2 separate regions of the Homo sapiens genome follow, and region 1 is linked to region 2. A link is a loop called in an ENCODE intact Hi-C map of the cell type or tissue named here. Cell type or tissue: K562. All regions are shown on one strand. Each heading gives the region's core, and the rest is flanking DNA. Links, peaks and the distances in the headings are about the cores only.

Region 1 (15,906 bases), core at 4,933-12,932, 130 kb before region 2:
AGAATCACTTGAACCTGGGAGGTGGAGGTTGCAGTGAGCCAAGATCGCGCCACTGTACTCCAGCTTGGGCAATAAAGTGAGACTGTCTCAGACAAACAAACAAACAAATGAAAAGGCTGGGCGGGGTGGCTCAACGCCTGTTATCCCAACACTTTGAGAGGCCGAGGCGGGCGGATCACGAGGTCAGGAGATCGAGACCATCCTGGCTAACATGATGAAACCCCATCACTACTAAAAAAAAAAAAAAATTAGCAGGACGTGGTGGCGGGCGCCTATAGTCCCAGCTACTCGGGAGGCTGAGGCAGGAGAATGGCGTGAACCCAGGAGGCGGAGCTTGCAGTGAGCCGAGATCACACCACTGCACTCCAGCCTGGGCAACAGAGTGAGACTCCGCCGTCTCAAAAAAAACAAAAAAAAAAAACAAAAACACCAGGTGTGGTGGCTCACACCTGTAAACCCAGCACTTTGGGAGGCGGATGCAGGCAGATCACGAGGTCAAGAGATTGAGACTATCCTGGTCAACATGGTGAAACCTTGTCTCTACTAAAAATACAAAAATTAGTCGGGCGTGGTGGCACACACCTGTAGTCCCAGTTACTTGGGAGACTGAGGCAGAAGAATCACTTGAACCCGGGAGGCGGAGGTTGCAGTGAGTCGAGATCGCGCCACTGCACTCCAGTTTGGGTGACAGAGCAAGAGCCCATCTCAAAAAAAAAGAATCCTTCTAAGTAGTTTATCAGCTTAAGCCATGTTGGCTGAACATTAAGACTGTCAAATCCTAAGGAACAAAATAATATTAAAATTAGGAAGAATTATTTTGCCATAGGATAAAATAGAAATACTGCCATACATTTGACTCATTTGTTTGAAAATCTTTATATGGTTGTTGCTTCATTTAAAAACCAGACCTCACAAACCTGACCCAAGTTATGTGCAAAATAATGTGCCAGTTGCACAGCCCCTGGAGGCCAGTGTGAGCCCACATGCCTCTGCTGGTTTATTTCTAGAGTCCACTCGCTGTGGGTCTTGATCATGTTTCCAAAATAGGGAAGTCACCCATCTCTATTTCAGGCCTTGTTGCCAATGAAATTTTAAACTATGACATTGATACCATTTGACTAGACAATAACTAAAATTGAACAAAGAAGATATTTTCCTCTCATTGGAGGTTGCAGCATTTTATTCAGGTTTACAATTTGTGATTCATCCAGCCGTGGTGGCTCAAGCCTATAATCCCAGCACTTTGAGAGGCTGAGGTGGGCAGATATCTCAAGGTCAGGAGTTCAAGACAAGCCTGGCCAACATGGTGACACCTTCTCTCGACTAAAATTACAAAAATTAGCTGGGTGCGGTGGCACAAGCCTGTAATCCCAGTTACTCGGGAGGCTGAGGCAGGAGAATGGCTTGAATCCGGGAGGCGGAGGTTGTGGTGAGCCAAGATGGTGCCACTGCACTCCAGCCTGAGCAACAGAGTGAGACTCCATCTAAAAAAAAAAAAAAAAATTGTGATTGTGTAAACTGTGACTCAGGGAACTGCAGAGAACAGAAGTTTGCAGGTCTACACGTGGAATCTGCAGTTCTGTTAGGAGAGACTGGCATTGCAAAAGAGCAGCAATTCCTGAGCATCTTCCCCAGCAGAGAGCCCATTCTGGGGGCAATGTTGACAATGACCCAGAGTCTCTGGGTTCTCCAGTGGGGTGCACAGCTGATGTTATCCCTCCTGTGCTGGCAGTTTTCTAAGTGAGTTCAGATCCTCTAGGAAGGAAGATCTGTGTGTGCAGCGCTGTGGAAGAGGTCTCTGTGGGCGCCAAGCCTCCCAAGGAGATTTACGGGCTCCAGGGACTGGAGGTTTGGACCCCATCTCCTTCTCTCCCAATCCATTAGAACACGCATTTCCAGCATCTGTGGGGTGCCCAGATGAGGGGACGCGCCTCCAAGTTGTCCTCAGGAGATTCCCAATTGTTCGTGGATGTCGGATATTCGGTGTCCATGGGAGTGTCTGGGATTTTGGTGTCTTGTGCGTCCAGCAGCGTTGGCACATCCAGGCTGAGGAAAGCGGGACCCCTGCCTCCGCCTGCCTGCATGTGGGGTCTCCCTAGAAAGAAGCCTTTGGTAGGTGGGTGGGAAGATTAGGGTGCTTGAATGGGTACTGTGAGGAGGTGCAGTGGCACCAGGCTCTAGCAGCCTCCTGCCTCCAGGAGAGGCCCAGGTTGGGATCACTGCAGCGACCAACGCCTCGGATCACTCGAGGGCTAGAAGGCACCCACCAGGTGTGTGGACAGGAGCGCTCAGGGGCCTTGCACATTGGGCATATTATGGCGTCAGTTTCGGAATCAGCCTGCATGGAGTCGGACCAGGACACCCAGCCAGGATTCCGTCGTCGGGGAAGGGAACGCCCACATGGCTTGTGTGAAGGACATTCCAGGGGACGCAAAGGCTCTGGTGGCTGAGAGGAGCTGAGGGATGACAGATACCCCAAGGATTCTGTGGAGCTGGTCAGGTTTGGTGATAGGGTGCTCGCAGGTGGCCGGTGTGAAGGGTGCTTCAGGGGACACAGAGGCTCTGATGCCTGGGAGGAGCTCAGGGATGATGGAGACCCAAGGGACTCTATGGAGGTCTTCGGGACTGATGACGGCATGGAGGCCAGAGGAGCCAGGGGAGCCCGTGGGGACACATGGAAGCTGGTGGGAGAAGCTTTCCCACGCCCCCCACGTGGCCGGTGGTTCCTAGCAGGTGCTGGTTTGTACACTGGCCCTGGGCGGACTTGGCGTGGAAGGTGATGGGAGCTGCCCTCCCTAGAGAGCTTCTTCAGGCGCCTGCAGGAGACAGGAGGCACAGGCTGCAGCCGGGAGCACTGGGCACCTGTGGACCTCCAGGGCCCCCCTGCTGACTTCACAAAGCTCTGCCTACCCCTGCCCAGGGCTTTAGTGACATCACGGCTGTGATCTCCCCTCCCAGATCAGCCCTAGGCCCTGGGGTGGCATCCTAGGTCCTGGTAGGAAGGAGGACACGGGAGGGAAGAGGAAAGAGCCTCACTTTTCCAGCAGGAGAGTGTGGTCCTTAGTGTTCTCTAGTTCTTTCAAGAGACTTCTGCAAGCTGGAAAGCAGGAGATGGGTTATGGTGGTGAGGGAGGGATTAACACTTGAATAAGTGGACTGCAAAGCAAAGACGCTCAGTCTGGCCAGGAGGGGGTGACTACCTCCCACAGGCCCCCGAGTGGTGGGTGCATCCCACGCCAACCTCTCCTGGCCGGGCTGTCCCCTGGTAAAATGAGGTGGGAGCACTGGCCAGCAGATGAGGGCAGAATCCCACCCTCCTGGCCCCACAAAAGGATGGAGCCCTGTGCAGCAAAGACTTCAGGAGGCGGCCAGATGTGGTGGCTTATGCCTGTAATTCCAGCACTTTGGGAGGCCAGGGCAGGCGGATCATCTGAGGTCAGGAATTTAAAGGCAGCCTGGCCAACATTGTGAAACCCCATCTCTACTAAAAATACAAAAAATTAGCCGGGCGTGGTGGCGGGCACTTATATTCCCAGCTACTCCAGAGGCTGATGCAGGAGAATTGCTTGAACCCGGGAGGTGGAGGTTGCAGTGAGCTGAGATTGCGCCACTGCACTCCAGCCTGGGCAACAGAGCGACTCCATCTCAAAAAAAAAAAAGAGGGCCTCCCGAGGTGCCGGGATTGCAGACGGAGTCTCGCTCACTCAGTGCTCAATCTTGCCCAGGCTGGAGTGCAGTGGCGTGATCTCGGCTAGCTACAACCTCCACCTCCCAGCCGCCTGCCTTGGCCTCCCAAAGTGCCGAGATTGCAGCCTCTGCCCGGCCGCCACCCCGTCTGGGAAGTGAGGAGCGTCTCTGCCTGGCCGCCTATCGTCTGGGAAGTGAGGAGCCCCTCCGCCCGGCAGCCACCCCGTCCGGGAGGGAGGTGGGGGGTCAGCCTCCGCCCGGCAGCCGCCCCGTCCAGGAGGGAGGTGGGGGGCGCCTCTGCCCGGCAGCCCCGTCTGGGAGGTGAGGAGCCCCTCTGCCCGGCCACCACCCCATCTGGGAGGTGTACCCAACAGCTCATTGAGAACGGGCCATGATGACGATGGCGGTTTTGTGGAATAGAAAGGGGGGAAAGGTGGGGAAAAGATAGAGCGATCGGATTGTTGCTGTGTCTGTGTGGAAAGAAGTAGACATGGGAGACTTCATTTTGTTCTGTACTAAGAAAAATTCTTCTGCCTTGGGATCCTGTTGATCTATGACCTTACCCCCAACCCCGTGCTCTCTGAAACATGTGCTGTGTCCACTCAGGGTTAAATGGATTAAGGGCGGTGCAAGATGTGCTTTGTTAAACAGATGCTTGAAGGCAGCATGCTCCTTAAGAGTCATCACCACTCCCTAATCTCAAGTACCCAGGGACACAAACACTGCGGAAGGCCGCAGGGTCCTCTGCCTAGGAAAACCAGAGACGCTTGTTCACATGTTTATCTGCTGACCTTCCCTCCACTATTGTCCTATGACCCTGCCAAATCCCCCTCTGCCAGAAACACCCAAGAATGATCAATTAAAAAAAAAAAAAAAAAGAAAAAGAAAAAAGCTCCCGGAGGCGTCGTCCCTGGGAGCTTTTCTCCAGCCTCATAGCCCGCCTTGCGCCCAAGTGACAGCACGTAGCTTTCCTTTTGTGAGGGGAGCCCACAGGATTCACTCCCTTTTCCTATTTCCTCCGGGGTGAAGCCTCATGTGTCGGGACAATGTGGGATCAGGGACTGTCTGGGTGACCCTGGCGAGCCTCTCCTCACGGAGTTCTAGCGGCCATCAGGGAAAGGGGAGCACGCCCAGGGCAGCCGCCCCCAGGGGTGTTTGGATACAGGCCAGGAGCAGGCTGCTCTGTGATGGTGGGGCGGGGGGTGATGAGACTCCCCTGAGAGGCTCCCTTGGGCGCTGGAAAGATGGGACATGGGGAACCACCTCCTGCCTGGACCAGTTGATGCCCAGAGCCACTCCCCTGGGTCCTCATAGCTCCTTCCAGGAAGTGGGGATGTGGGTTTCCAGGGGAATCCAGGCCTTTAGGGAGAGTGGGAATCTGACTTTGGTCTTGCAGCTCCGCATTTTTCCTGCACATTTGCTGATTAGTTTATGCCTGTCAGGGGCCTCAGGGCCAGTGCTCAGTCCCAGGGTCTTAGGGTAGGAAAGATGATTCCCCAGATTTCCTGCAGGCATTTGAGCATGGTGGAAGGATCAGTGGAGCCTCCAGTGAAACTTGGCAGATTGCGCACTTCATTTATTTTCACTCTCCCAGGATCCTTCCCAAATTATCATAAATAAACAGAGAATTCTGAAACCTACAAAGAAAAATACAGCAAAAGAACAATGAATCAGTTTCAAAGCCTAGGCAGAGAGGCCGTAGGGTGACTGACAGCAGCCCCTGTGGGACTGGAGAGCAGACGGTTTGGTGGAAACGGCGCCCAGTTCCACAGAGGGAACTTGAGGAGAAGCAAAATGACTGAGCCAGCAGAGCCGGGCCCCAGACCCCCACCCCAGCCTGTAGGAGCTGCAGGTGTGATCTGGGAACACACTGTTCTGTCCCTTCTATTTTTCTCTTCATATAAGCTCTGGTTCTAGAAACAACTCACCTGCAGCCCGCTGTCTGGACCAGAACGTGGTAATGGGGCTGGACTATTTACAGGCCCATTGTGACTATTTACAGCCCTACTTACAGGCTGTACCACGGCCATCTCCCAGCACGTGCTCAGCTATGACGTCAAAATAAGGTAGAGCCGGCTGGATGAGGTGGGGCAGGGGAACCGGAGCTGTACACACAAGTGGTGGGGGCTCAGGGGCTCAATACTGTCTGGGGCCAGGGCTGTAAACATGGCTGGGGTGGCCCCTGTGTCATGGGGAGGAAGCCCGTGGGGGAAATGTCATTCTCATCACATCACATCACACCAAGGGTACCTGCTATTAACATGGCTTATCGCTTTTTAAAACATTTGAGATTCAGTGGGTGCATGCGCAGGTTTGTTACATGGATAAACCGTGTGGTGCTGAGGTTTGGGCTTCTAGTGAACCTGTCACTCAGATAGTGAAGACAGTGCCCAACAGGCAGTTTTTCAGCCCTTCCCCTGCTCCCGCTCTCCACACTTTTTGAGTTTCTAGTCACTTTTTTTTTTTTTGAGATGGAGTCTCTGTTGCCCAGGCGCTGGGACTACAGGCACCCGCCACCATGCCCGGCTAATTTTTTGTATTTTTAGTAGAGGTGGGGTTTCACCGTGTTAGCCAGGATGGTCTCGATCTCCTGACCTCGTGATCCAGCCGCCTCGGCCTCCCAAAGTGCTGGGATCATGTAGGGTATGATCTCGGTGCCCTGCAACCTCCGCCTCCCGGGTTCAAGTGATTCTCCTGCCTCAGCCTCCTGAGTAGCTGGGACTATAGATGTGTGCCACCACACTCGGCTAACTTTTGCATTTTTAGAAGAGACAGGGTTTCACCACGTTGGCCAGGCTGGTCTCAAACTCCTGACTTCAAGTGATCTGCCCGCCTTAGCCTCCCAAAGTGCTGGGATTACAGGCCTGAGCCACCACGCCCGGCCCTTGGTCCATGGTTTTACACCAGTGACACCTATAAACTGATGATTCCCACATTTAAAATATCCAGCCAAAGCTCTCGGCCAATTTCTAGATTGTTCCTGTGCTTCCACAGCTTCTAGTGCCACTGGTATGTCTGACACCATCTTACGTTTAAGGTCAAAAGATTTCTGAAGCCCCCACACAACTCAAACCCAACTGCTCCCCCAGTGTTTTCCATCTCAGTCAAAGTAGCATCCTTCCCTCCCTTCCCCACCCACCCCGCAATTTACCTAGTTCCCTGGCCCCAGGTTCTCTCAGTGCCCACATGAGCAAGACCAGCTGGCTTTATCTTCAAAATAGACCCCGAACCTGTCTGCAGTATTTCCACCCTAGTCCAAGCAACCCGCAACCTTCCTGTCTGGATTCTTGTACCTGCTTCCTACAGGGCATCTCTGCTTCTACTCTTGCCCCCACTCCCCCACATAATCTTTACATGGATTTTTTAAAATAGGTAAATCAGACCATGCCACTTCCCTTCCCAGAGCCCTGCGGTGCTTTCTCATCATTAGAATAAATAGGTCTCCTGATCCAGGCCTTGCTTAGCTTTCTGACTTCCTTTTATTTTTTATTTATTTATTTATTTATTTATTTTGAGACGGAGTCTTGCTCTGTCGCCCAGGCTGGAGTGCAGTGGTGTGATCTCGGCTCACTGTAAGCTCCGCCTCCCGGATTCACCCCATTCTCCCACCTCAGCCTCCCGAGTAGCTGGGACTACAGGCGCCCGCCACCACACCCGGCTAATTTTTTGTATTTTTAGTAGAGACGGGGTTTCACTGTGTTAGCCAGGATGGTCTCAATCTCCTGACCTCGTGATCCTCCCACCTTAGCCTCCCGAAGTGCTGGGATTACAGGTGTGAGTCACCGTGACCAGCTCTGACTTCCTTTTCTAATGCTGGAGACAGAGGTGACCCTGTGGAGACGTGGACCCTCTATTAGGTGGAGGGGAGAGGAGGAAAGGGACGGAGGGAGGGAGGGAAGAAAGGGAGAAAACACCAATAACTCAAAGAAGAATCACCATGTAAGCAACTGGTGCCCATCAGGAACATGCATCTTGCAAGAATCACCATGTAAGCAACTGGTGCCCATCAGGAACATGCATCTTGCAAGAATCACCATGTAAGCAACTGGTGCCCATCAGGAACATGCATCTTGCAAGAATCACCATGTAAGCAACTGGTGCCCATCAGGAACATGCATCTTGCAAGAATCACCATGTAAGCAACTGGTGCCCATCAGGAACATGCATCTTGCAAGAATCACCATGTAAGCAACTGGTGCCCATCAGGAACATGCATCTTGCAAGAATCACCATGTAAGCAACTGGTGCCCATCAGGAACATGCATCTTGCAAGAATCACCATGTAAGCAACTGGTGCCCATCAGGAACATGCATCTTGCAAGAATCACCATGTAAGCAACTGGTGCCCATCAGGAACATGCATCTTGCAAGAATCACCATGTAAGCAACTGGTGCCCATCAGGAACATGCATCTTGCAAGAATCACCATGTAAGCAACTGGTGCCCATCAGGAACATGCATCTTGCAAGAATCCCCATGTAAGCAACTGGTGCCCATCAGGAACATGCATCTTGCAAGAATCCCCATGTAAGCAACTGGTGCCCATCAGGAACATGCATCTTGCAAGAATCACCATGTAAGCAACTGGTGCCCATCAGGAACATGCATCTTGCCTGCTGTTATCTAATAGTCGAGACGTGAAGTGGGCTGGCAAATTTGTGGGTTCTGTTTTTTTTTTCAAGATGGAGTCTCACTCTGTCGCCCAGGCTGGAGTGCGGTGGCGTGATCTCAGCTCACTGCAACCTCTGCCTCCCGGGTTCATGCCATTCTCCTGCCTCAGCCTCCCGAGTAGCTCCGACTTCAGGCACCCGCCACCACGCTAATTTTTTGTATTTTTAGTAGAGAGGGGGTTTCACCGTGTTAGCTAGGATGGTCTTGATCTCCTGACCTCGTGAGCCACCGCGCCCGGCCGGCAAATTTATGGGTTCTTGTTATGGAGAATTGACCTAGGTTGATATTCATTCTGCCAGAGCCAGTGGAATTTGTAGTTTCTGAAAAGAGTTGTGTTATTTGGCAAAACCTGAATTGGGCATCACTTATCTTCATGTACTTAGCCAAAGCCCTAAAAAAACTTTTTTGAGGCTGTGTGCGGTGGTTCACGCCTGTAATCCCAGCACTTTGGGAGGCCGAGACGGGCCGATCACGAGGTCAGGAGTTTGAGATCAGCCTGGCCAAGATAGTGAAACCCTGTCTCTACTAAAAATTAAAAAAATAAGCCAGGCGTCGTGGCAGGCACCTGTAATCCCAGCTACTCAGGAGGCTGAGGCAAAGAATTGCTTGAACCCAAGAGGCGGAGGTTGCAGTGAGCAGGCAGAGGAGACCCTGGAGCAATAATCCCTGGAAATAACAGGAATTTCAGGGACAAATCCAGATCCTCAAAAACTGTGAAACTGAGGGAGTCTGAGCAGAGATCTCCAATGAACCAGGTACCATCTGTGTGCCAGGGCAAGAGGACGGAAAACGGACCAGGTCTGTTTCTGACAGGTTGAGCAGGTGGAGTGGGAAGGAGGGATCCGGAAGGCCAGGAGGGTGGAGGGAACTGCAGGGGTGGGTGGTGGTGGGCGGGGCTGGGCTTTAGCCTCCTCCTCCCACTGCCCACCCCACCCTTAGGAGCCCTTTGTGAGGGGGAGGCCCCAGCTCTGTGATGTGGACCTGGGCCCCAATAACTTGTCCCAGAGGGGATGCCCAGGGCTCAGTTGCCTGAGGACAGCAGTGCAGTTGACATGGATATTCTCTTTCCTCTGGACAGTGTTATTGGTACAGAGCTGTGCCCCAGCCCCATTCCCCAGATCATCCATTTCGTCCTCTTTGTTGTGTTCAGCCTGGTGATCCTGATTATCTTACGCCTCTACATTCCCAGGGAGCCGTCCTCAGTGCCTCCCAGAGAGGAGGACAGCGAGAATGTAAGGAGCCCTCAGCCCACACCCAGCAGAGAATGCTTCTATTTTTCCTGCTCTCTTTTCCACTTTTCCACATCAGCCAGAGGCGCTCCTGTGATGGGAACTCTCATCATCCCTCTAGGGACAGCAGGGCAGGCAGGGGTTGGAGTGGGCATAGGATTTCCAACCCAAGCTCCCAGACCATCTGTGGAGGTGCACGGGAGGCGTCAGAGCAAAACCAAACCCCAGGACTCAGCGGCGAGGACCCGGTCATGAGAGGGGTGAGGTCTCTGTGGAAGGACAGGCCCTGAGCCCGGGCTCATCAGCCGCCTTCCTGGGCAGGTGCCTCGGGGCCCAGCCTCTGTGTGAGGTGCTCTGGGGGCTGTGCTGAGCCCCTGAGAGCCTCCCACCTGAGACTGGAGTCGCCCCTGGCCTCCTCGGAAGCAGAATCCTCCCTGCCAGCTCAGAGGCACCTGCAGACCCAAGAGTGTGCGTTTCCCAAGCAGCGGAACAGGGACTGAGGATACCCAGGGCAGGCCTCACATAGAAAACCCCTCCATGCTTTCCAGAGAAGGAAACCAGAAAAAGGTTATTACGCACTTTAGAAACCAGTGAAAGAGAAGCACACAGGCTCCATGAGCTGGGCGGAGAAAGTGTGTCATTCACGAGCACTGGGTCTGCAGCTGTGGGGACAGGAGACTGAGACCCGGCCTGCACCCTCTTTCTTGTCTCTCAGGATCAAGCTGAAGTGGGGGAATGGCTCAGGATCGGAAATAAATATATCACTTTGAAAGGTAAGGCTCTGAGGGTCCCAGAAGCCCCAGAGATGACAGCTTCACCTGTCCCTAGGAACAAGCACCAAGTCTCCTAGGAAGTCATCTGCAGAGGCCTGATGGGGAAGCTCCTGGTAGGGCAATTGGAACCCGGGATCCATCTCCGATTCCCTGCTGAGTTGAAGCCATGGGGTCCAGGGAGCGGGTGTTGCCCAGGAGGGGACCAGTGACCACCTGGACGTGCAGGAGGGGATGCAGGTCCATGTGGGCAGCTGTTTAACATGGCTGAGTCCTCTTTGAGACTGCCTCTGTCCTCTCTCCCCAGGAGGTTGTCGTGACCCCCATGATGGAGCGTGTCGGGAAGCACTTTGGAGAGGACAAAGTGCTGCCCACCGGGCACCTGGCTATCACTCCTGGGGCCCTGTGGCCTTGGACAGGGATGCTGGGGCTCCAGGGTCTAATCCCCAATCCCGGGGTCTCCCCTAAGGGCACACGCAATCGGCCTCCTGTAAGTCCCAGTTCCCTCCCTCGCCACCATAACCCATCTCCTGCTTTCCAGATTACAGAATTCTCTTGAAAGAACTGGAGAACCTTGAGATCTACACTTTCCTGTCGAAAAAGTGAGGCTCTTCCCCTTCCCTCCCATGTCCTTCTTCCTACCAGGGCCTAGGATGCCACCCCAGGGCCTGGGGCTGATCTGGGAGGGGAGATCACAGCCATGATGTCACTAAAGCCCTGGGCAGGGGTAGGCAGAGCTTTGTGAAGTCAGCAGGGGGGCCCTGGAGGTCCACAGGTGCCCAGTGCTCCCGGCTGCAGCCTGTGCCTCCTGTCTCCTGCAGGTGCCTGAAGAAGCTCTCTAGGGAGGGCAGCTCCCATCACCTTCCACGCCAAGTCCGCCCAGGGCCAGTGTACAAACCAGCACCTGCTAGGAACCACCGGCCACGTGGGGGGCGTGGGAAAGCTTCTCCCACCAGCTTCCATGTGTCCCCACGGGCTCCCCTGGCTCCTCTGGCCTCCATGCCGTCATCAGTCCCGAAGACCTCCGTAGAGTCCTTGGGGTCTCCATCATCCCTGAGCTCCTCCAAGCCACGAGAGCCTCTGTGTCCCCTGAAGCACCCTTCACACCAGCCACCTGCGAGCACCCTATCACCAAACCCGACCAGCTCCACAGAATCCTTGGGGTATCTGTCATCCCTGAGCTCCTCCCAGCCACCAGAGCCTTTGCGTCCCCTGAAGCACCCTTCACACAAGCCACGTGGGCGTTCCCTTCCCCGACGACGGAATCCTGGCTGGGTGTCCTGGTCCGACTCCATGCAGGCTGATTCCGAAACTGACACCATAATATGCCCAATGTGCAAGGCCCCTGAGCGCTCCTGTCCACACACCTGGTGGGTGCCTTCTAGCCCTCGAGTGATCCGAGGCGTTGGTCGCTGCAGTGATCCCAACCTGGGCCTCTCCTGGAGGCAGGAGGCTGCTAGAGCCTGGTGCCACTGCACCTCCTCACAGTTCCCATTCAAGCACCCTAATCTTCCCACCCACCTACCAAAGGCTTCCTTCTAGGGAGACCCCACATGCAGGCAGGTGGAGGCAGGGGTCCCGCTTTCCTCAGCCTGGATGTGCCAACGCTGCTGGACGCATAAGACACCAAAATCCCAGACACTCCCATGGACACCGAATATCCGACATCCACGAACAATTGGGAATCTCCTGAGGACAACTTGGAGGTGCGTCCCCTCATCTGCGCACCCCACAGATGCTGGAAATGCATGTTCTAATGGATTGGGAGAGACGGAGATGGGGTCCAAACCTCCAGTCCCTGGAGCCCGTAAATCTCCTTGGGAGGCTTGGCGCCCACAGAGACCTCTTCCACAGCGCTGCACACACAGATCTTCCTTCCTAGAGGATCTGAACTCACTTAGAAAACTGCCAGCACAGGAGGGATAACATCAGCTGTGCCCCCCACTGGAGAACCCAGAGACTCTGGGTCATTGTCAACATTGCCCCCAGAATGGGCTCTCTGCTGGGGAAGATGCTCAGGAATTGCTGCTCTTTTGCAATGCCAGTCTCTCCTAACAGAACTGCAGATTCCACGTGTAGACCTGCAAACTTCTGTTCTCTGCAGTTCCCTGAGTCACAGTTTACACAATCACAATTTTTTTTTTTTTTTTTAGATGGAGTCTCACTCTGTTGCTCAGGCTGGAGTGCAGTGGCACCATCTTGGCTCACCACAACCTCCGCCTCCCGGATTCAAGCCATTCTCCTGCCTCAGCCTCCCGAGTAACTGGGATTACAGGCTTGTGCCACCGCACCCAGCTAATTTTTGTAATTTTAGTCGAGAGAAGGTGTCACCATGTTAGCCAGGCTTGTCTTGAACTCCTGACCTTGAGATATCTGCCCACCTCAGCCTCTCAAAGTGCTGGGATTATAGGCTTGAGCCACCACGGCTGGATGAATCATAAATTGTAAACCTGAATAAAATGCTGCAACCTCCAATGAGAGGAAAATATCTTCTTTGTCCAATTTTAGTTATTGTCCAGTCAAATGGTATCAATGTCATATTTTAAAATTTCATTGGTAACAAGGCCTGAACTAGAGATGGGTGACTTCCTTGTTTTGGAAACACGATCAAGACCCACAGCGAGTGGATTCTAGAAATAAACCAGCAGAGGCATGTGGGCTCACACTGGCCTCCAGGGGCTGTGCAACTGGCACATTATTTTGCACATAACTTGGGTCAGGTTTGTGAGGTCTGGTTTTTAAACAAGTAAGTCAAATGTATGGCAGTATTTCTATTTTATCCTATGGCAAAATAATTCTTCCTAATTTTAATATTATTTTGTTCCTTAGGATTTGACAAAGTCTTAATGTTCAGCCAACATGGCTTAAGCTGTTGAACTACTCAGTTTTGTTTTGTTTTGTTTTATTTTTTTGAGACGGAGTCTTGCTCTGTTACCCAAACTGGAGTGCAGTGGCGAGATCGCAACTCACTGCAATCTCCACCTCCTGGATTCAAGCCATTCTCCTGCCTCAGCCTCCTGAGCAGCTGGGACTACAGGCGCCCGCCACCACGCCTGGCTAATTTTTGTATTTTTAGTAGAGACAAGGTTTCACCATGTTGACCAGGATGGTCTCCATCTCTTGACCTCGTGATCCGCCCGCCTCAGCCTCCCAAAGTGCTGGGATTACAGGTGTGAGCCACCCCGCTCGGCCTTTTTGTTTGTTTGTTTGAGACAGAGTCTCACTTTATTGCCCAAGCTGGAGTACAGTGGCGCGATGTTGGCTCACTGCAACCTCCACCTCCCAGGTTCAAGCGATTCTCCTGCCTCAGGTTCCCGGGTAACTGGGATTATAGGTGCTGGCCACCACTGCCTAGGCTGGTCTCGAACTCCTGGCCTCAACTGATCTGCTGGCGTCAGCCTCTCAAAGTGCTGGGATTACAGGCATGAACCACTGGCTATTTTTTTTTTTTTTTTTTGCCTCTCAGCCTCAAGCAGTCCTTCTGCCTCAACCTCCCCAGTAGCTGGGACCACAGACACACACCACCATGCCTGACGAATTTTTGTATTTTCTGTAGAGATGGGGTTTGCTGTGTTGCCCAGGCTGGTCTCGAACTCTTGGCCTCAAGTGATCCACCTGCCTCAGCCACCGGGTCTGGCCCCTTCATGCATTTTTTTCATTTATTTATTTATTTTAGACGGAGTCTCGCTCTGTCACGCAGGCTGGAGTGCAGTGGCGCGATCTCGGCTCACTGCAACTTCTGCCTCCCAGGTTCAAGCGATTCTCCTGCCTCAGCCTCCTGAGTAGCTGGGATTACAGGCGCACGCCACCACGCCCAGCTAATTTTTGCATTTTTAGTAGAGATGGGGTTTCACAATGTTGGTCAGGCTGGTCTCAAACTCCTGACCTCGTGATCCACCCACCTCAGACTCCCAAAGTGCTGGGATTACAGGCATGCGTCACTGCACCAGTCCCCTTCATGCATTTTTGAATTGAGTTGTTTGATTTGTTGTTGGCAAATATTTTCCCTCATGCTGTGGGTTGCTCCTTACATTTTTTTTTTTTTTTTTTTTTTTTTTGAGACAGAGTCTCACTCTGTCACACAGGCTGGAATACAGTGGCAGGAGCTCTGCTCACTGCAACCTCTGCCTCCCGGGTTGACGCCATTCTCCCAATTCAGCCTCTCGAGTAGCTGGGACTATAGGCGCCCGCCACCACGCCTGGCTAAATTTTTTTTTGAATTTTTAGTAGAGACGGGGTTTCACCGGGTTAGCCAGGATGGTCTTGATCTCCTGACCTCATGATCCATCCACCTCGGCCTCCCAGAGTGCTGGGAACACAGGCGTGAGCCACCATGCCCGGCCGCTCCTTACATTTTTGAGCCTTCATAATCAATCTTCCTTCCTTTCTTTCTTTCTTTTTTTTTTTTTGATGGAGTTTTCCTCTTGTTGCCCAGGCTGGAGTGCAATGGCGTGATCTTGGCTCACCGGAACCTCCACCTCTTTGGTTCACGCGATTCTCCTGCCTCAGCATGCCAAGGATTATGAGCAGGCGCTGCCACCACGCTCTGTTAATTTTGTATTTTTCAGTAGAGACAAGGTTTCTCCATGTTAGTCAGGCTGGTCTCCAACTCCTGACCTCAGGTGATCTCCCTGCCTCGGCCTGGTTACAGGCATGAGCCACCGCACCAGGCCTTTTTTTTTTTTTTTTTTGAGACAGAGTCTTGCTGTGTCACCCAGGTTGGAGTGCAGTGGCGCCATCTTGGCTCACTGCAGCCTCCGCCTCTCAGGTTCAAGTGATTCTCCCACCTCAGCTTCCCGAGTAACTGGGATTACTGCCCCACCACGCCCGGCTAATTTTTGTATTTTTAGTAGAGACAGGGTTCCACCATGTTGGCCAGGCTGGTTTCGAACTCCTGACCTCGTGATCTGCCCGCCTTGGCCTCCCAAAGTGCTGGGATTACAGGTGTGAGCCACCACGCCTGGCCCAAGTCTTCATAATTTCATTCTCCATTTGGAAGGATGCTTGGCCCATTGCTTACTAGCTCCGCATTTGTGTCTTCATTTCATGCATTTGTCCATCCAGTCAGTGAATGTTCAAGTACATTCCATTTGCCTTGCCCTAGGATGACCGGAGGAGAAAAGATCCCTTTCCTGGAGAAGCTTAGAATCTAGCAGGGAGATGAAGAAAAATGAGTAACTTTACAATCCAGTCCACAGCTACAAGTTTCAGCAAGTGCTATGCACTATAATGAGAGCCCCTAATTGGGAGCTATTTGGGAGTTGGGGAGAGTTGCTGAGAAAGTGATGCGTGGCCTGGTCAGGCAGAGGGAAGCAGGCTTTGAGGCTAAGAGGCCAAGGGCCTGGAGCGGCAGCCCCCAAGCTGGACAGGGAGGGAGCCGATTCTACTTGGAGAGCAAACACTGAAGCCTCAAGTGACACAATCCAATTCATATCCTTTTTTTTAAATTTTATTTTAAGGATGGGGTCTCATTCTGTTGCCCAGGCTGAGTGCAGTAGCACGATCATAGCTCACTGCAATTCAAACTCCTAGGCTCAAGCAATTCTACT
Region 2 (15,906 bases), core at 2,510-10,509:
AGGATAAAATAGAAATACTGCCATACATTTGACTTATTTGTTTGAAAATCTTTATGTGATTGTTGCTTCATTTTAAAAATCAGACCTCACAAACCTGAGCCAAGTTATGTGCAAAATAATATGCCAGTTGCACAGCCCTGGAGGCCAGTGTGAGCCCTGCCTCCATCTGCCTGCATGTGGGGTCTCCCTAGAAGGAAGCCTTTGGTAGGTGGGTGGGAAGATTAGGGTGCTCGAATGGGTACTGTGAGGAGGTGCAGTGGCACCAGGCTCTAGCAGCCTCCTGCCTCCAGGAGAGGCCCAGGTTGGGATCACTGCAGCGACCAACGCCTCGGATCACTCGAGGGCTAGAAGGCACCCACCAGGTGTGTGGACAGGAGCGCTCAGGGGCCTTGCACATTGGGCATATTATGGCGTCAGTTTCGGAATCAGCCTGCATGGAGTCGGACCAGGACACCCAGCCAGGATTCCGTCGTCGGGGAGGGGAACGCCCATGTGGCTTGTGTGAAGGGTGCTTCAGGGGACGCAAAGGCTCTGGTGGCTGGGAGGAGCTGAGGGATGACAGATACCCCAAGGATTCTGTGGAGCTGGTCGGGTTTGGTGATAGGGTGCTCGCAGGTGGCCGGTGTGAAGGGTGCTTCAGGGGACACAGAGGCTCTGATGCCTGGGAGGAGCTCAGGGATGATGGAGACCCAAGGGACTCTATGGAGGTCTTCGGGACTGATGACGGCATGGAGGCCAGAGGAGCCGGGGGAGCCCGTGGGGACACATGGAAGCTGGTGGGAGAAGCTTTCCCACGCCCCCCACGTGGCCGGTGGTTCCTAGCAGGTGCTGGTTTGTACACTGGCCCTGGGCGGACTTGGCGTGGAAGGTGATGGGAGCTGCCCTCCCTAGAGAGCTTCTTCAGGCGCCTGCAGGAGACAGGAGGCACAGGCTGCAGCCGGGAGCACTGGGCACCTGTGGACCTCCAGGGCCCCCCTGCTGACTTCACAAAGCTCTGCCTACCCCTGCCCAGGGCTTTAGTGACATAACGGCCGTGATCTCCCCTCCCAGATCAGCCCCAGGCCCTGGGGTGGCATCCTAGGTCCTGGTAGGAAGGAGGACATGGGAGAGAAGGGGAAGAGCCTCACTTTTCCAGCAGGAAAGTGTAGACCTCAAGGTTCTCCAATTCTTTCAAGAGAATTCTGCAGTCTGGAAAGCAGGAGATGGGTTATGGTGGCGAGGGAGGGAACTGGGACTTACAGGAGGCCGAGTGCGTGTGCCCTTAGGGGAGACCCCGGGATCGGGGATTAGACCCTGGAGCCCCAGCATCCCTGTCCAAGGCCACAGGGCCCCAGGAGTGATAGCCAGATGCCCGGTGGGCAGCGTTTTCTCATTTATAGAGTGCCTCCTGACACTCCCCATCATGGGGGTCACGACCACCTCCTGGGGAGAGAGGACAGGGTGGCCTCAGAGAGGGCTCAGCCATGTTAAACAGCTGCCCACATGGACCTGCAGCCCCTCCTGCATGTCCAGGTGGTCACTGGTCCCCTCCCCCACACGGTCCCCTCCTGGGCAACACCTGCTTCCTGGACCCCATGGCTTCATCCCATGGAGAGGGATCCCGGGTTCCAATTTCTCTCCTAGGAGGTTCCCTTCAGGCCTCTGAAAATGAATTCCTTGGAGACAAGCAGCATGTTCCTAGGATCAGGTGAAGCTGTCACCTCTGGGGGCTTCTGGGACCCTCAGAGCCTTACCTTTCAAAGTGATATATTTATTTCCGATCCTGAGCCATTCCCCCACTTCAGCTTGATCCTGAGAGACAAGAAAGAGGGTGCAGGCCGGGTCTCAGTCTCCTGTCCCCACAGCTGCAGACCCAGTGCTCGTGAATGACACACTTTCTCCGCCCAGCTCATGGAGCCTGTGTGCTTCTCTTTCACTGGTTTCTAAAGTGCGTAATAACCTTTTTCTGGTTTCCTTCTCTGGAAAGCATGGAGGGGTTTTCTATGTGAGGCCTGCCCTGGGTATCCTCAGTCCCTGTTCCGCTGCTTGGGAAACACACACTCTTGGGTCTGCAGGTGCCTCTGAGCTGGCAGGGAGGATTCTGCTTCCGAGGAGGCCAGGGGCGACTCCAGTCTCAGGTGGGAGGCTCTCAGGGGCTCAGCACAGCCCCCAGAGCACCTCACACAGAGGCTGGGCCCCGAGGCACCTGCCCAGGAAGGCGGCTGATGAGCCCGGGCTCAGGGCCTGTCCTTCCACAGAGACCTCACCCCTCTCATGACCGGGTCCTCGCCGCTGAGTCCTGGGGTTTGGTTTTGCTCTGACGCCTCCCGTGCACCTCCACAGATGGTCTGGGGGCTTGGGTTGGAAATCCTATGCCCACTCCAACCCCTGCCTGCCCTGCTGTCCCTAGAGGGATGATGAGAGTTCCCATCACAGGAGCGCCTCTGGTTGATGTGGAAAAGTGGAAAAGAGAGCAGGAAAAATAGAAGCATTCTCTGCTGGGTGTGGGCTGAGGGCTCCTTACATTCTCGCTGTCCTCCTCTCTGGGAGGCACTGAGGATGGCTCCCTGGGAATGTAGGGGCATAAGATGATCAGGATCACCAGGCTGAACACAATGAAGAGGACGAAATGGATGATCTGGGGAATGGGGCTGGGGCACAGCTCTGTCTCAATAACACTGTGCAGAGGAAAGAGAATATCCATGTCAACTGCACTGCTGTCCTCAGGCAGCTGAGCCCTGGGCATCCCCTCTGGGACAAGTTACTGGGGCCCAGGTCCACATCACAGAGCTGGGGCCTCCCCCTCACAAAGGGCTCCTAAGGGTGGGGTGGGCAGTGGGAGGAGGAGGCTAAAGCCCAGCCCCGCCCACCACCACCCACCCCTGCAGTTCCCTCCACCCTCCTGGCCTTCCGGATCCCTCCTTCCCACTCCACCTTCTCAACCTGTCAGAGACAGACCTGGCCCGTTTTCCGTCCTCTCACCCTGGCACACAGATGATACCTGGTTCATTGGAGAACTCTGCTCAGACTCCCTCAGTTTCACAGTTTTTGAGGATCTGGATTTGTCCCCGAAATTCCTGTTATTTCCAGGGATTATTGCTCCAGGGTCTCCTCTGCCTGCAATTCTAACCTCCCCACACAATATGTTCTTGCCTTGCTTCAACTCAGACATAGAGCTTACATTTTTATACTTGTTTATCATTGTGAGTTTTGAATAAATTTTTATAATTTTTGCTTCAATTAATCTTTACTGTCTTCAGCTAGACTTAATCAAAAATTAAATCAATTCTTTATTATTAAAATTCATAGGACTAAAAAAGTATAAAATTGAACTAAACCTTCAAAGAATATTTTTATATATTTGCAATATTTTTGCTTCTAAAATCAATAAAAGTTAAAGTGCATGAGAAATTTTGGAATATTTGGCATACACACACACACATACACACACACACATATACACACATACCCTGTGACAAATCAATTCAGTATTTTCAAATAGAAGAATCAAGCCTTTCTTTCAGTTCAGAAGCTTTCTTTTAGTGTTTCTTATGAGGTAGGATGGCTGGCAGCAAATTTTCTGTCTTTATCTGGGAATATCTTTATTTTTAAAAGATAGATTTGCTGGACATGGCATTTTTAGTTGACAATTTTTTTTCTTTCATTCTTTGACTATGCCATCCCATTGCCTTCCCATCATTCATTCATTCATTCTTTTTCTTTCTTTCTTTCTTTCTTTCTTTCTTTCTTTCTTTCTTTCTTTCTCTCTCTCTCTCTCTCTCTCTCTCTCTCTTTCTTTCTTTCTTTCTTTCTTTCTTTCTTTCTTTCTTTCTATTTCTCTCTCTCTCTCTCTCTTTCTTTCTTTTTGAGACAGAATCTCCCTCTGTTTGTTGCCCAGGCTGGAGTGCAGTGGTGTGATCTCAGCCCACTGCAAACTCTGCCTCCCAGGTTCAAGCGATTCTCTGGCCTTAGCCTTCAAGTAGCTGGGATTACAGGTGTGCACCAACATGCCTAGCTAATTTTTTCTTTTTTTTTCTCTTTTTTTGAGATGGAGTCTCACTCCGTCGCCCAGGCTGGAGTGCAGTGGCGAGATCTTGGCTCACTGCAACCTCCACCTCCCGGGTTCATGCCATTCTCCTGCCTCAGCCTCCCAAGTAGGTGGGACTACAGGCGCCTGCGACCACGCCTGGCTAATCTTTTGTATTTTTAGTAGAGATGGCATTTCACTGTGTTAGCCAGGATGGTCTTGATCTCCTGACCTCGTGATCTACCCACCTCGGCCTCCCAAAGCTCTGGGATTACAGGCGGGAGCCACCGCGCCTGGTCTAATTTTTGTATTTTTAGTAGAGATGGGGTTTCACCATGTTGGCCAAGCTGGTCTCGAACTCCTGACCTCAGGTATTCCACCTGCCTTGGCCTCTCAAAGTGCTGGGATTACAGGCGTGAGCTGCCGTTCATGGTCTCACCATTGTTTCTGATCAGAAATCAGTGGCTAATTTTATCGTGGTGCTCTTGTACATGAGGAGAAGTTTTTGTCTTACTGTTTTCAATATTTGCTCTTTGTGTTTTCGTAGCTTGACACAAGGTGTGTAGGAGTGGATATATTGGTATTTATTTTACTGAAAGTAAACATTGATTCTATAGATTAATGTTTTATATCAAATTTGGTAAGTTTTCAGCCATTATTTCTATAAATAATTCTTTCTTTCCCCTTTTCTTTCTTTCTGAGACTCTCATTCTACATATGTTGTGCTTGACGTTTCATAAGTCATTTTTCTTTTTCTTTTTTGTTTGAGACAGAGTTTCGCTCTTGTTGCCCAGGCTGGAGTGCAATGGCGTGATCTCGGCTCACTGCAACCTCTGCCTCCCAGGTTCAAGCGATTCTCCTGCCTCAGTCTCCTAAGTAGCTGGGATTACAGGCATGCACCTGTAACCTCAGGTGATTTGCTCGCCTCGGCCTCCCAAAGTGCTGGGATTACAGGATTGAGCCACCGTGCCTGGCCCTTTTTAAGTTCTTTTAACATAAGTAACTGCTTTGAAGTCTTTGTTTGCTAAGTGTGACATCTGGGGACACAAAGACAGTTTTCCCCCACACTTGCCTGTTTCTTTTTGTCTTGTAACTTATCATTGAACACTGGATACTTTAGGTTATAGACTCTTCAACTCTGGATTCTGAATCTTTTCCGCTGAGAGTTGTTACTGTTTGTTCGTTTGTTTGTAACCAGCCTGTACTAAATTTGTAAATTCTGTGAGCAGCGTGTATCCGGAGCCGTCTCTGCTCATTTTTTGTTTGTTTCTTATGCATGGCTTCCCAGGAACCGCTCCTTTATCTGCGTGCTTGGTATTCTGCCAACAGTTGTCTGAATTTGTACACGAACACCTTGAGTCGGTGAGGCTTCCACTGTTGCTGATGGATCTACCCGTGGACTAGGGCGTGCACACACAGCTCAGGCCATCTGCTTTCCACAGGCATCTCCCCTCGCTGTGTCTTCTCTTCGCATGAGCTCAGGAACCGTCATCTGTCAGTGATGCTGGGTGGTTTGGGCAGGTTCTGGTCTCTGAGGAGAAGAGCAGAGCTACTGGTCCTTCCTGTTTGTTTGCATCAATATCCCTATTTGAAAATTCTCCAAATCATGTGAGTCCCTCTGGTGGTGACAGCAAAGCTGCTGGTTTCATGGTGTTCAACAAATGTGTTTTATATTTAGGTCTATGGGCCGGGAGTGGTGGCTCAGGCCTGTAATCCAAGCACTTTGGGAGACTGAGGTGGGCAGATCACCAGAAGTCAGGAGTTCAAGACCAGCCTGGCCAACATGGTGAAACCCCATCTCTACTAAAAATACAAAATTTAGCCAGGCATGGTGGTGGTCACCTGTCATCCCAGCTACTCAGGGGGCTGAGGCTGGAGAATCGCTTGAACCTGGGAGGCAGAGGTTGCAGTGAGCCGAGATTGCACACAATAAATAAATGATTTAATGCCCATACAATGGAGTGCCGTGCAGCTCTTAAAAAGAATGCCACGAGGATGGTCAACACATGCTGTTCTCCTGGATGAGGATTATTACCATCAGCTCCATTTTTCAGGTGAGAAAACTGAGACTTAGGGAGGCTACATAATTTTCCGAAGGTCACTCCCTACTGAATGTAGGAGCAGGGATCTGACAGCCACCTAATGACACCCTAGAACAGCACTCTCTCCTCCGCTCTCCTCCATGTCCCCCTCTGACTCCCGGGAGACCTCCCCAGCTTGCAGTCCCCAGGGCCCTGGTGTCCATAACCCGAGGAAGGGGAGGGGCCCATGAGATCTTGGACTTTCTCACTCTCTGAAAATGAGCAACTGAGAACGAGACTTGACTTTGCTTAGGAAGTATAAACAAATGCGACATTTATTGCCTATCAAATATTAGAAGCAGTTCGTCTATTTAACGTGTGTTAGTATCGGTGTTCCTTTTTATTCAAACTCTCCCTATTGAGCTCAAGAATCAAAGTCAGATAACTTTGTCGATAAATCCCTTCCTTTCTACACCCTTGCTACTCACTGTCTCAAGACCCAAACTCACTGGGACAAGGCGCTGCCCCTCCTGATTCAAGCCTGGTGTCTGCCTCTCACTATGCAAATCAGGAGCCAGACAGCCGCGGAGAGGGCGGCGGTGAGTGCACAGAGCACACGCATGCGTTCGGCTTGCCCCCACGCCGCCCCCGTTATCTCTGTGGGTGTGAAGGTGAGAATTTTTCACTTTTCCAGTGAGTTACTGTACTGCTTTGACTCTCACAAGCGTGTCGACTTGATGGATTTTTGTAAATATAGCCGTCAGCGGATGCCTCTTGTCCCCATCTCGGGAACCATAACCCAGATTCCCAAAGGGGAGCTTGCCCACATGGATGGAAACTGAGGCCCTCAGAGAGGCCATCGGCCTTGATCCCTTGCTCCTATTCAAAGATCTCAACATTATTGCAGCCTTCCTTGGGGCAGCCGGACATTCCCGTGTGGAGGAAGCGTCCACTCACGTGCCATGGGAACTTTGTAGATTTCACTGTGATGCAAACAGCTGCCCGTGAGGCCCTCAGTGCCCAGGGCCCGTTGTTGGGTGCTTTTGAGGGTGGGAGGTGGAGGGGTTTCCATTTTGCTTGGGGGATCAGCATCACCCATTCTTTCTCCTTTTCCTCTGGGCTGGTGCTCAGATGGTGAGAGCACTGTGCTGATGAGGTGGGCCCTGGGGTGGAACCCATGGCCCCCTCTGACTCCCAGGAGACCTGGCCAGCTGCAGCGGCCCCCGTGGACCAGCAGAGGGACAAGAGAGGAGCTGACGTGGAGGAGCCGAGGCCCACTGGGGGCTCCTGGAGAGTCCGTCCGCCTGTGGACAGCAGCTCAGGTGTTCAGCTGCTTCCAGAGAGGAAGCACCTCTTCCTAGACTGAGGCATCGTTTTGGTAAAAAAAAAAAAAAAAAAAAAAAAGTTGATTTTTTTCACCTTGGTGTAAATTTTTGTTTGTAACTATATGTTAGTTGTGACAGTTACCACTATTTGTTTTTCTTTTCTTTTTACGTTTTTGAAATTATTTATAGAGATGGGCTCTTGTTACGTTGCCCAGGCTGGTCTCAGACTCCTGGCCTCAGTGGTCCTTCCACCTTGGCCTCCCGAAGTGCTGGTACTACAGGTGTGAGCCGTGGCACCTGGCCTGTTTTTCTTTATTACCACAGATATTATATGGAGCCTTAAAGCCTCCTGGAGTGAGAGCTAGTTCATAACCATGCTGTTTGGAGAGAAGAAAACCACCTGGAATTCTTGTTCTCCAAAGATGTGGAATTATCATCCCAACAACAGCTGTCCTTCACTCTGTCCGGGGGCCTTCAGGTGTGGCCCATCCACCCCCTCAGTGTTTTCCTCGGTCCTGAGGTCACTCAGGTGTGGCCCATCCACCCCCTCAGTGTTTCCCTCGGTCCTGAGGATGCTCAGGTGTGGCCCATCCACCCCCTCAGTGTTTCCCTCTGTCCTGAGGATGCTCAGGTGTGGCCCATCCACCCCCTCAGTGTTTCCCTCGGTCCTGAGGATGCTCAGGTGTGGCCCATCCACCCCCTCAGTGTTTCCCTCGGTCCTGAGGATGCTCAGGTGTGGCCCATCCACCCCCTCAGTGTTTCCCTCTGTCCTGAGGATGCTCAGGTGTGGCCCATCCACCCCCTCAGTGTTTCCCTCTGTCCTGAGGATGCTCAGGTGTGGCCCATCCACCCCCTCAGTGTTTCCCTCTGTCCTGAGGATGCTCAGGTGTGGCCCATCCACCCCCTCAGTGTTTCCCTCGGTCCTGAGGATGCTCAGGTGTGGCCCATCCACCCCCTCAGTGTTTCCCTCGGTCCTGAGGATGCTCAGGTGTGGCCCATCCACCCCCTCAGTGTTTCCCTCCGTCCTGAGGATGCTCAGGTGTGGCCCATCCACCCCCTCAGTGTTTCCCTCTGTCCTGGGGATGCTCAGCTGTGGCCCATCCCCTTAGTGTTTTACCTCCCACGTTCTCTATTTTTTGTTTCCAATCTTCCCACACAGGTGGAGAGAGGAGGGGATCCAATTGCCTGTGAGGAGGACACGGCTCATGGGTGGACCCTGCAGATTGTGAAGTTCAAGTCACAGCTCCTGGGAAGGTCTCTGTGTGTAAAGATTGTGGGGGCGAGATAGATTCAGGGACCACACTCTGCTCTGCTCTATATCTCTGAGTGTCGATCCAGCTGCCTTGTGACCAGGACACTTGGAAGAACCATGGACCCTGCAAGAGGGCAGGTTCAGAGAGTGAGATGAGCACGCTTGAGGGATTAAAGTGTAACTTGAACCACTGCCTTGCAAACTGCGTGAGGGCATGCAGGTGTGTGTCTGTGCGTGTGTGTGCTGGGAAGATGTTTAGCAGCCTCATGGAGGGGTAACTGACATACAAGAGAACAAGCCAGGCATGGTGGCTCACGCCGTAATCCCAGCACTTTGGGAGGCCGAGGTGGGTGAATCACCTGAGGTCAGGAGTTCGAGACCAGCCTGACCAACACAGTGAAACCGCATCTCTACTAAAACTACAAAAAATTAGCCAGGCATGGTGGCGGGCACCTGTAATCCCAGCTACTCTGGAGGCTGAGGCGGGAGAATCACTTGAACCCAGGAGGTGGAGGTTGCAGTGAGCCGAGATCGTGCCACTGCACTCCAGCCTGGGCAACAAGAGCGAAACTCCATCTCAAAAAAAACAAATTTTTTTGATCAATGTTAACACACGTACGCACCCGCAAAACCATGACCAGGAGCATCACGACTCCCAAAGCTTCCTCATGATTCTTTGGAATCCCTCCCTACAGCCCCTCCCACCCCCCCCCATCCCAAGCAGCCACTGATTTGCTTTCTGTCACAGTCAGTAGATTTGCAATTTCCTTAATACCATGTCTGAGCCCAGTAGGCAAATACTTTCTTTTTATTGGGTGGACATTTCGTGGCATGTTCAAGCTTTTGAATTCAGAGAGTGAGAGGATGAGAAAGAAAAGGCTGGTCTGGGTCACTCCTGGGAGGCCTGGCCCTAAGCACCGTGTGGCTCATGTGCCCTGGAGCCCCTGTGCACCGGTCATCCCTGACTGCCCTGCCGCAAGCTTTATAGCTCCCCCATCACCTTTCCCGGACCAGCTGGTACAATCTCAAACTTTTCACCAATTCTGACATCTAAACAACTAACGCCAGAGACAGGCTCTGTGGGACCAGCAGCTGCGACCTCACCTCCGGTCACTGGAACACTGAGCTGTTAAATGAAAGGTGCGTCCTTCTTTCTCCCTTTCCAGGGAGAATGCTCTGCTCTTCTTCCTGCTGGATCCCTCCTCTACCTGCTTCTCTCCCACCTCCTGCAGCCCCCGGAGCCCCGTGGCGATGCAGGCAGACTCATCTGTACCCTCATTCTGTTTGCAGAACCACATCTCTGGGCTGGCTCTGCCCAAGGACACCACACCTTCTCCATTCCTCTTGCCCTTTCCCCGTGGGGTGCAGGTGGGGCTGGGCCCACGATGGCATCAGGCCCACTCTCTCTAATGCAGGAAGGGATCAGATGCCGGGAGCCATGGAGATTGTCCTCATCCCGATCATCTCCCAGCTTAGCAAATGATGATGAAGACAGTTTTCCCACAAGATAGGCATAGCCTCTGGGACAGTGCCTCGTTTATTTTCTAGCACAAAATAGACGTTAGAACAGTGGGGCTTTGTGGGCATATGGAGATTTTTAAGGCTCCTTAGGAGGCAGGTAAAAATTTCTTCAATAAGACAAAACACTATCCCCAAAGAAAATGATTGATAAATGTGGGGAAAAGCAAGAGAGATCAGATTGTTACTGTGTCTGTGTAGAAAGAAGTAGACATGGGAGACTCCATTTTGTTCTGTACTAAGAAAAATTCTTCTGCCTTGGGATGCTGTTAATCTATAACCTTACCCCCAATCCCGTGCTCTCTGAAACGTGTGCTGTGTCAACTCAGAGTTAAATGGATTAAGGGCGGTGCAAGATGTGCTTTGTTAAACAGATGCTTGAAGGCAGCATGCTCCTTAAGAGTCATCACCACTCCCTAATCTCAAGTACCCAGGGACACAAACACTGCGGAAGCCCGCAGGGACCTCTGCCTAGGAAAGCCAGGTATTGTCCAAGGTTTCTCCCCATGTGATAGTCTGAAATATGGCCTCGTGGGAAGGGAAAGACCTGACCGTCCCCCAGCCCGACACCCGTAAAGGGTCTGTGCTGAGGAGGATTAGTATAAGAGGAAGGCATGCCTCTTGCAGTTGAGACAAGAGGAAGGCATCTGTCTCCTGCCTGTCCCTGGGCAATGGAATGTCTCGGTATAAAACCCGATTGTATGCTCCATCTACTGAGATAGGGAAAAACCGCCTTAGGGCTGGAGGTGGGACCTGCGGGCAGCAATACTGCTTTGTAAAGCATTGAGATGTTTATGTGTATGCATATCTAAAAGCACAGCACTTAATCCTTTACATTGTCTATGATGCAAAGACCTTTGTTCATGTGTTTGTCTGCTGACCCTCTCCCCACAATTGTCTTGTGACCCTGACACATCCCCCTCTTCGAGAAACACCCACAAATGATGAATAAATGCTAAGGGAACTCAGAGGCTGGCGGGATCCTCCATATGCTGAACGCTGGTTCCCCGGGTCCCCTTATTTCTTTCTCTATACTTTGTCTCTGTGTCTTTTTCTTTTCCAAATCTCTCGTCCCACCTTACGTGAAACACCCACAGGTGTGTAGGGGCAACCCACCCCTACAGATACATTGGATGATAGTAAAATTAAGAATTTTTTCATCAATAAGAGAGTAAAAAGATGGGGCCGGGTGTGGTGGCTCACGCTGTATCCCAGCACTTTGGGAGGCCAAGGCGGGAGGATCACTTGAGGTCAGGAGTTAGAGAACAGCCTGAGCAGCTTAGCAAGACCTCGTCTCTACGAAAAATGAAAAATTGGCTGGGCGTGGTGGTGCATGCCTGTGGTCCCAGATACTTGGGAGGCTGAGGCAGGAGGAACACTTGAGCCTGGGAGGCTGAGGCTGCAGTGAGCCATGATTGTGCCACTGCACTGCAGCCTGGGTGACAGAGTGAGACTCTGTCTCTTAAAAAAAGAGGTGGGGAATGGAGGAGGGTGAAAAGATAAATCACATGTAGAGTATAAAGAGAATTCCTGTAAGTTAATAAGAAAAATGCATGCGGGACTTAATACCTAGGTGACGGGTGGATAAGTGCAGCAAACCACCATGGCACATGTTTACCTGTGTAACAAACCTGCACGTTCTGTACATGTATCCCAGTACTTAAATAAAGTTTTTTAAAAAATTAAGAAAAAAGCTGGCAGACCAATAGGACAATGGGTGAAAGAAATGAAGAGGGACAAAAAAGGGAAGGAAGAAAGGGAGGGAGGGGGGAGGGAGGAGGGGGGAAGGGAGAGGAAAGAGCAAATGAACATCCAAATGGCCAAAAAGCATTTAAAACATGCTCAGCCTCATAAGCCATCAAATTTAAACCACAGTGAGAAACCAATATTACACCTACCAGAATTGCTAAAATTAAAAACACTGTTGATACCAAGTTTGGGCAAGAATGTGGAGTAACTGAAACTTCATATACTATTGGGAATGTAAAATAGCACAACTACTTTGGAAAACCCTTGGGTAATACCTACTAAAGGAGACCACACATGTGATCCCCACATTCCACTCTTACGCATAGACCCAAAAGAACTGTGCACTGTGCACGTGTTCACCAAATGACGTGCGACGTGCACTAGGATGTTTATACCAGCACCCTTCACAATAGCCCCAAATTCCAACAGGAGAGTGGATAAGTACCTCTCAGTATATTTATAGAGTAAAATTCTTACAGCACTGAAAATGGATTCACAGCCACCATGCACAGTTGGTGAATCTCAGCAACATACTGTTGAGCAGAAGCAGCCAGACACAAATGAATGCGTACGGCACGATTCTGTTTCTGCGAAGCCCTAAAACAGGCCAAAGAAACATCTGGTGAGAAGTCAGGATAGCGATTATCTTAGTGCTCTGGGGGAGGGTGGCTCTGGTAATATTCTATTTCTTGATCTGAGGGCTGGTGTCCCAGACGTATTCACTCTACGATAATTTACCAAGCTGCCCTCTGGGGATTGGTGGCTTCTCTGTATGAATATTACACTCAATTAAAAAAACACACTCAATAACAAAAACCTAACAATCAAATTCAGAAATGAGCAAGGCTGGGCGCGGTGGCTCACGCCTGTAATCCTCGCACTTTGAGAGGCCGAGGCGGGCAGATCACCTGAAGTCAGGAGTTCGAGACCAGCCTGGCCAACATGGTGAAACCCGTCTCTACTAAAACTACAAAAATTAGCCGGGTGTGGTGGCACATGCCTGTAATCTCAGCTATTTGGGAGGCTGAAGCAGGAGACTCGCTTAAACCTAGGAGGTGGAAGTTTCAGTGAGCCGAGATCACGCCACTGCACTCCAGCCTGGGTGACAGAGTGAGACTCTGTCTTAAAAAAAAAAAAAAAAAAAAAAAAAAAGGCTGGGCGCGGTGGCTCACACCTGTAATCCCAGCACTTTGGGAGGCCAAGGCGGGCGGATCACAAGGGCAAGAGATGGAAACCATCCTGGCTAACACGGTGAAACCCCTTTTCTACTAAAAATACAAAAAATTAGCCAGGCGTGGTGGCGGGCGCCTGTAGTACGAGCTACTCAAGAGGCTGAGGCAGGAGAATGGTGTGAACCCGGGACGCGGAGCTTGCAGTGAGCCAAGATCGCGCCACTGCACTCCAGCCTGGGTGACAGAGCGAGACTCCCTCTCAAAAAAAAAAAAAAAAAAAAAAAAGAGCAAAGGACTCGAATGGACATTTCTCCATACTCAGCATCACTAATCATTAGGGAGATGGAAATGACAACGAGATTCCTTTTCACTCCTACTACATTGACTAGTATCAAAGAAAACCCAGAATATAACGAATGTTGGTAAGGATGTGGAGAGACTGGAACCCTTGTGCACTGCTGGTGGGAATGTAAAATAGTGCCGCCCCTCTAGAAAACAGTAAGGCAGTTCCTCGGAAATTACACCTAGGGACGCTCCAGCAATTCCACTTCTGGGTATATATCCCCCAAAAATTGAAAGCAAGGAAATAAAGAGACACTTGCCCATCCCTGTCGATAGCTGTGTTATTCACAATAGATAAAAGGTGGGAGCAACTCAGCCGGGTGCGGTGGCTCACGCCTGTAATCTCAGCACTTTGGGAGGCTGAGGCAGGCGGATCATGAGGTCAGGAGTTCGAGACCAGTCTGACCTACATGGTGAAACTCCATCTCTACTAAAAATACAAAAAAAAATGGCCAGGCGCGGTGGCTTATGCCTGTAATCCCAACACTTTGGGGGGCCGAGGCAGGCAGATCACCTGAGGTCAGGAGTTTGAAACCAGCCTGGCCAGCACGGTGAAACCCTGTCTCTACTAAAAATACAAAAAAATTAGCTGGGCGTGGTGGTGGGAGCCTGTAGTCCAAGCTACTCAGGAGGCTGAGGCAGGAAAATCACTTGAACCTGGAAGGTGGAGGTTGCAGTGAGCTCAGATTGCGCCATTGCATTCCAGCCTGGGCAACAAAAGTGAGACTCCATCTCAACAGAAAAAAAACAAAAAAATTAGCCAGGTGTGGGGACACGTGCCTGTAATCCCAGCTACTCAGGAGGCTGAGGCAGGAGAATCGCTTGAACCCGGGAGGCAGAGGTTGCAGTGAGCAGAGATCGTGCAACTGCACTCCAGCCTGGGTGACAGAGTGAGACTCTGTCTCAAAAAAAAAAGAATTCTAGCTTGTTGCTTAGTGTGTGTGTGTATACATATATGCGCATGCACACATACACACACATATAAAACGGTGTGTTAAAATACATTATTTCATATGAATGCTGGAAAATCATAGTTTTTTTTTTTTTTTTTTTTTTTGAGACGGAGTCTCACTCTGTCGCCCAGGCTGGAGTGCAGTGGTGCGATCTTGGCTCACTGCAAGCTCCACCTCCCAGGTTCACGCCATTCTCCTGCCTCAGCCTCCTGTGTAGCTGGGACCACAGGCGCCTGCCACCAAGCCTGGCTAATTTTTTGTACTTTTAGTAGAGATGGGGTTTCACCGCGTTAGCCAGGATGGTCTCGATCTCCTGACCTCATGATCTATCTGCCTGCCTCAGCCTCCCAAAGTGTTGGGATTACAGGCGTGAGCCACCGCGCCCGACCAAAAACTTAGTCTTTTAAATAATCATTAATAATAATGATAGGCTGGGCACGGTGGCTCATGCCTGTAATTCTAGAACTTTTGGAGTCAAAGGTGGTCAGATCACTTGAGCCCAGGAGTTCAAGACCAGCTTGGGCAACATGGGGAAACACCATCTCTACAAAAGATACAAAAAAAAAATTAGCTGGGCATGGTGGTGCATGCCTATAGTCTCAGCTACTGAGGAGGCTGAGGCAGGAGGATCAGTTGAGCCCAAGAGGTCGAGGCTGCAGTGAGTGCTGATCTGCTACTGCAGTCCAGCCTGGGTGACAGATTGGGACCTCATCTCAAAAAAAGGGAGAGGGAGAGGAAGAGGGGAGAAGAAGAGGAAGAGGAAGAAAGAAGAAGGAGGAGGAGGAGGAAGAGGAAGAAGAAAAAAGAAGAAAAAGAAGAAGAGAAGAAGGAGGAAGAGAAGAAGGAGGAGGAGGAAAAGAAGAAGAAAAAGAAAGAAGAAAAGGAAAAAGAAAAAAGAAGAAGAAGAAGAACAACAACAACAAGAAGAAGAAATTAATAATAGTAATCATCATCATCATCATCATCTGGGCTTACTTCCAGTGTCACTATGGTTCTATTATTCTGGAGAAAATAAGTCTTGTTTCTCATTTATAACAGAATACATACATGAAATAGGCTAGAGCAGACTGGAGAAATTATTTTGAACCCCGGGGTCTTAGGCAAAAACGTTGTTTGCTAAACTATGTAATTCCTGGAGTCTTGGATGTTGGCGCACCCAGCACTGCGATGCTCTGCACATTGCGTGTGTTTGTGTTTGTAATTCGAACATTGTGTTAGAATGGGCTGACACTGTCACAGTGGGGGACATCACTGGCTAAGCCTTATTTATTCTGGGAATCTGCCTCTTGGGATCTAAATTTTTACATGTCAGAAACAAATGTTATAGGGAAAATTACACCAGTGGACTTCTGAGAACTAAATGCAATGATCATATTCTGAAACACATGTGTCTAGAGTGTGTGCATGTGATCAAGTAGATTCTAGGTACTGCATAACGGTTGCACTTCCTCTGTTTCACTAACGGCGATTTCCAGACGTATGTTTTGAAGTGTTTAAGAAGCAATTTAGAACTCCAGAGAGCATGCATTAGGACACTGGAAAATCTACAAGAAACTGGAGCAACTTGT

Evidence for each region. Peaks named below come from ENCODE experiments on the same cell type or tissue, not always from the same donor. Only the 100,000 strongest peaks of a DNase experiment are listed, where the experiment ranks them.
Region 1: a loop joins it to region 2, with 23 times the contacts of the local background. A loop is called at or near these places in 2 of 110 quality-filtered maps.

Annotation. Positions count from the first base shown.
Region 1 is chr5:179,638,483-179,654,388 of GRCh38, reverse strand. It overlaps SPATA31J1 (SPATA31 subfamily J member 1), which reads left to right and starts at 9,343. Exons shown (of 6, transcript NR_131066.1): 1 at 9,343-9,590; 2 at 10,303-10,360; 3 at 10,899-10,959; 4 at 11,179-11,520; 5 at 11,949-12,063; 6 at 12,511-12,845. It overlaps LOC128966623 (a long non-coding RNA gene), which reads right to left. Exons shown (of 5, transcript NR_185480.1): 5 at 1,148-2,400. LOC100502572 (chromosome 5 open reading frame 60-like) reads right to left here and starts at 3,106. Exons shown (of 4, transcript NR_171894.1): 1 at 3,037-3,106; 2 at 2,475-2,816; 3 at 1,932-2,095; 4 at 1,156-1,484. In K562, for the core only: no CTCF peak of the experiment used is centred there; no DNase peak of the experiment used is centred there; H3K27me3 peaks cover 1,376 bases.
Region 2 is chr5:179,509,302-179,525,207 of GRCh38, reverse strand. It overlaps LOC128966623 (a long non-coding RNA gene), which reads right to left and starts at 2,751. Exons shown (of 5, transcript NR_185480.1): 1 at 2,504-2,751; 2 at 1,734-1,791; 3 at 1,128-1,188; 4 at 493-908. It overlaps LOC100289470 (chromosome 5 open reading frame 60-like), which reads right to left and starts at 2,712. Exons shown (of 4, transcript NR_171571.1): 1 at 2,504-2,712; 2 at 1,734-1,791; 3 at 1,128-1,188; 4 at 34-908. It also overlaps the pseudogene LOC100128622. RefSeq lists enhancers at 6,104-6,879, 10,237-11,084 and a silencer at 15,737-15,786. In K562, for the core only: a CTCF peak has its summit at 5,593 (motif pointing left); no DNase peak of the experiment used is centred there; H3K27me3 peaks cover 917 bases.